Regions from separate parts of the Mus musculus genome. Here region 2 is linked to region 1. A link is a loop called in an ENCODE intact Hi-C map of the cell type or tissue named here. Cell type or tissue: heart. All regions are shown on one strand.

The links. Hi-C counts contacts between places; a loop is a spot of excess contacts. Peaks named below come from ENCODE experiments on the same cell type or tissue, not always from the same donor. Only the 100,000 strongest peaks of a DNase experiment are listed, where the experiment ranks them.
Region 2: a loop joins it to region 1, with 2.3 times the contacts of the local background. A loop is called at or near these places in 3 of 42 quality-filtered maps.

Annotation. Positions count from the first base shown.
Region 1 is chr4:123,464,756-123,467,255 of GRCm38, reverse strand. Macf1 (microtubule-actin crosslinking factor 1) reads left to right here. Exons shown (of 98, transcript NM_001199136.1): 38 at 1,182-1,397; 39 at 1,751-1,900. Among named protein-coding and RNA genes, the nearest start is that of D830031N03Rik, 54 kb to the right of the region's middle. In heart, no CTCF peak of the experiment used is centred here; a DNase peak (open chromatin) is centred at 1,235.
Region 2 is chr4:123,410,885-123,413,384 of GRCm38, reverse strand. All of the region lies in intron 57 of Macf1 (microtubule-actin crosslinking factor 1), which reads left to right. D830031N03Rik (RIKEN cDNA D830031N03 gene) reads left to right here and starts at 1,474. Exons shown (of 1, transcript NM_001167918.1): 1 at 1,474-2,500. In heart, a CTCF peak has its summit at 968 (motif pointing left); DNase peaks (open chromatin) are centred at 674, 1,214 and 2,034; H3K4me3 peaks cover 2,138 bases; H3K27ac peaks cover 2,279 bases.

The sequences.
Region 1 (2,500 bases):
CCCCAGCAATCTTCTTGTTCTTCATCTCTCTCTGAATGAAACACTAGGGCTGCATGTGTTCATGGCCCTGAACTCAGGTCTCCATGCTTCCTCAACAAGTGCTCTTACTACTGAGGCCTATCCCCAGCCCTATTTCTGTTGTTTAAAGAATGCAAAAATCACTGAAGAAACTGAAGAAAAAGTCCTTTAGGAAGAACAGAGGGCAGAGATACTGAGTCCAGTGAAGAGTAATTTATAGATGACCTTGGTAAAAAAAATGGTTTCCATGGACTGTGAGATTTAAATGAGATGACAGGTGATTACTGAATGTCATTCTTTCTTGAAGTGTTTGTGTTGCAGGCAAGAAAAGAGGTAGGACATAGTATGACTAAAAAATGTTTTCAGTGGATTTTGGAGGGAGGAAAAATTGGTAATAGATAGTTGCCGCCTTTTAAGACCATTAGAAAGAATCAAAAGGCAACCTTGAAAGGGAAACCAAGTCACTCATTGAGATTGAAGATGAAGAAAATTGAGGCTGCAGAAGTTTGCCTTGTTTCTCAATGTCGGTATGTGGTATAAATAGGTGGCTAACATGGAAGTGAGGCTATGCCCCCAAAACACTGTTCCACTCTTCCACCGGCCACTGCTGGCCTCTCTATTGAGAAGTAAGAATGCTGTAGAACAGTTGAGTGGGAAGACTGTTTTCAGTTATTTTTATATTCTTTGGTTCTTTCCCCTTAGAGTTTCGATGAAAAGAGTCGTCTTTTTGGTTGTTTTCCCTTGAAGCACATTACTTTTACATGTCAGCTGCCAGGAAAAGGAAAAGGAAAATTGATAATTAGAGAGGAGTCAAGGTAGTGACAGAGTGTTACAGTGAGTCAGAAACCTGAATCCAACCTAACTACTCTCCTATTTCTATTTGGTGGCCTCAGACAAAACAATGCATGTTGTTTAATGCTGAGGAATGTTAGTTGATTGGTGATTAAACTAAGGAACCTACATAAAAAAACCAATCTTTTAAGTCCTATGTAGATGAGAGGTGAGCTAACACGTGTACACAGTTGATTCCCAGAAGGTAAAATTGCTACTCTATACTGGGGGTTGAATTTAGGCCTCAGGAAAGAAAGGCACATGCTCTTGTACTGATCTCCAGGCACCACACTGCCCCTGACTTTGGGGGTAACTTTACTCTGTTTCCTCAGGAACTTGACAGGGAATTAAAAGATCTGTCCACTGTGGTGAGTCAGGAATTGGAGTGTGTGGATCGGATTGTTATCAGTCAGCCACAAGAAGTTCCTGCTCAGCTGTTGAAGGCATTAGAGAAAGATGCCAAAAATCTTCAGAAGTCTCTAGACTCTGTTAGTGACTCTTGGAGTTCCAGATTCCTCCACCTCCAGAGTGCTGTGGAAGTAAAAAAGGTAGTGTCTTGGTTTGGTGGTGTTGGTTTTTTTTGTGAGTTTTTTTTTTTAAAGGGTTATTTTTAATTATGTATATGTATATTGAGGGCTATGTGTATGTGAGTGTGGGTGCCAGCAAGAAAGGAAGGGACCCCTGCCCCTGGTACTTGAGTTACATACAGTATGTTTGTGAACTGCTTGGTGTGGGTGCTAGGAACCAAATTCAGGTACTTTGTAAGAGCAGCAAATGCTCTTAATCACCCAGGCATCTTTCCAGCCCTAGTGCCTTGCTTGTTCTTATTCCTAAGGGAGGGCCCACACAAAGCCTGGGTAGATCTGGAGAGGGATGGTCTGACTTGCTGTTTATTTCCTAGGCCACAGTGTTAAATCGGCACAAGGAACTGCAAGGCAAACTTCAAGATCTGAGAGCCTGGGTCGGCAGAGCCAGTCTTACTCTGAACAGCAAGGGCTGTGACACTGAAACTGACGCTGACAGCCTGAGTCACACTCTCCAACCATACAAGGTAAGCTCCCCATCCATTCCCGCCACGCCCCTTGACGTACCTTTATTCTCCTTACTGCCAAATCTGTCTTTATATTTAACCTTTCTTAGAAAGGCCAAATCTCCCTTTCAGAACTTAGATGACTTATGCTTAATTTTTAGGATTATTATACTCCTGGGGGTCCGGAACCTTTGACTATTTCTCCTTGAAATTATTCTCTGAGAGAGAGCCCAAAGTATGGCTTTAAATTACCAATTTGATATCTATTTTATACTGAGCAGCTAGGGTCTGTCTCTTGTTTCTCTCTTGCCTAGTGTCTAATCTTGCACAATTTGTGGAGTGCTTTTCATTGTTGACCTAGAGTGTAAGTAGGTAAGGATTTTCTGTAGGCTAGAAGTAAATAAGTCACGCCTTTTATCCCAGCACTCGGGAGGCAGAGGCCCGTGGGTCTCTGAGTCTGAGGCCAGCCTGGTCTACAAAGTGAGTTCCAGGACAACCAGGGAAATCTTGTCTTAAAAAACAAAAACAGCAAGAACAAAAAGATAAAAGAATCTCTTTTATAAAGTTTTTTTTAAAGTTTCATGCTTATTTATGGGGACCTGAGTGTAAGTATGTATGCCA
Region 2 (2,500 bases), 54 kb after region 1:
TTACAGATGGAAAGTCTTTGTATTTGAGTGGGTAGAATTGATCAGCTTCTTTAGGAGTGAGAAATGAAGTATAAAACATTTTGCCAAGCAAAGTTGTCTTTTACTTGACTAATCTGATCATGGGCTTCAGCCTGTACCTCATTTTTGCCAAGGAGTTTCTGGCTCCTCAAGTAAGTTTAAGGCTTAGCTCCAAGCTTCACTGCCAAATCTCCACACACCAGTGACTCGTTTTATTTACTGTTTGTGTGAAGAGTAGAAATAACTTTCTCATAAGTTTTATCATCTATATTAACTACTTGGGCCAACAGGACTTTGTACATTTTAACTGACCTTTTTCATCCTCATGAAATCCGAGGGACCATCATAAAGGGAGTCAAGTATTACACCTCAAAGAGATGCAAGCTACCTCTGGCAGGCAGTCTTCTGGGTTGCTTTGTACTTTTCTTAACAATTACAGGGTCTCTAGATAGCTTTCCTAAAATCCAGAACGTAGTTTGCAGGATTGTGTAACACATTTCTCTAATATTTTCATTCTTGAGACTTGAAATATGAACTCATGCTTTTCATCTAGCCCTTCAGAGGCTCAGATTTCCTTGGACGTGCACAGCGGTTATAGCCAATCCAGGTGTTGGTCATGGGCTGTTCCTGCTAGAGTCTCCACTGCCCTGCAACCCGCACCCCATTTTCCGGTCATTAAGACCGCTGAAGTCTGAGCAGAGAAATCCAGGTGGCGAAATGGGCCAAGATCTGACATACTTGAGAAGGGAAACTGTGCCTAGAGTTTATCCAATAACTTGGTTCCTGAGTCTAACTTAATTCCTTGGCATGCCAAGAAAAGACTGTGTTTAAGGCTAGCCTGTTCTTTGGTCAGCGCCAGAGGTGACATTGGAAAAATACAGGGATAGTCGTTGGCGGCAAAGCTGGAGCCTAGGATAGTGCAGACCGCCCACCCCAGCCCGTACGTCTCTACCGGCAGATGGGGCCCCCGAGTGGCCCTAGCCACTACCGGCTGGTAGTGGGGGCGGCGGGGGCGCCCCTTCTGGGTTCGCCCTTGGGCTGGGCTCCCATCCCGCCGGTTGGAAAGAAGCGGGGGCGGAGGGGCCGGGCCAGCGTTGTGAGGGCGGGGCTTTCCTTTGTCAGGGGATTTGCCCGGCATGACCAGGACTGCCCCTCTCCTCTCACCCTCGCAGGCGGGGACACTATTACTCCCGTGGGTGAGGAGGGAGTGAGCTAGAGGGGGTGCGGGATGAGCTGGAGTCCCTCGCCCCAACCCCGGGAAGCCCCTCCCTCGCCGCCTTGGCCTCCAATCCTTGCCTCCGCCCCCTCCCCTCCCGGCGGGGCTCCCTATAGGCCCCGCCCCCGTCCTCCTCCCTAGCAGTCGGCGCCGCGCGCTCCCGGGCTTCCAAGGGGGCTGCCCGGGCGGGGCAGCGGCTGTGGCGGGGCTAGAAGGGGGAGGAGATCCGCCCGCCACCCGAGCACTTCCAGCCAGCGGCGTGTGAGCGGGCCGCGCGGCGTGAGAGAGGCGGGCTCGCCCCCCTCGTGCGGCCGGAGCGGAGCCTTTTGTTCCCGGCCAGAAGTTTGCATGCCGGGACCGTGACAGCTGCGGGCGGGGAGGACGGCTGCAGGGCCGGCGGCGTGGTGGAGAAAAGAGGCGACTGCTTGTCATGCAGCCCACGACGCGGCGGCTGGGGGCCGGGGACCTGCAGTGGCCGGGGAGGCGGCGCCCACAGGACACGGGACTTACTGCTGCCGGAGGGACAAACTAACTTCCTGAGCGCTAGACCCAAGGCCGGCCCGCCGGGAGCCACCTGCAAGGTTGCGGTGAGGCGACCCTGGCCCTCCGGGGCGCGAGGCATGGCGCGGGTTTGCGGGCGGTGCTAAGTGAGTCCAGACTGCCTCTTGGCCGCTGCCGCAGCCTGCCCGCCTTCTGAAAGGCCCAGCGTGGGCCTCCACTCGCCTTGTTTTGCGGCCACGATACAGTGTTGGCTTGGAAGCCACAACAATGCCATGATGTTTTGGAGACAGGAAGCCCCAAGCTGGCCCCGAATGAAGGACTTCCTGTGTTTAAAGTTGCAGGAATATCCGCTGACCAGCCCTGTTCAAATGCAAACACCCAACTAGAGAGGACGAATGGCTAATTCAGACCAGCTGGACTCTTTAGGGCTGAACACAGGATAAAATGAAAGGAATTCTTAGGAGCTTGGACCATACTTGAAGGCTAGAGAGGGTGTGCCATTGTTATAAAGGACATAGTTGGTATACATTTTCTGCTTCCAACTCAGCTTTGGTGCGAATCGAGTGAAACTAGATATTGAATAAGACTTGTCAATATCAAACGATTTTTTTGCTGACTGAATTTGAAAGGGCTTTAGAAAAGTAAAACCAGAAGCCATACAAGTATTTGTTTTATGTTTATTGATTAAATAATATCATTTGTCTTTCTGCAGTTATGAGGCTGCTAGCCTGTGAGGGAAAACCTGTTTGTCTTATTAGAGTTTCT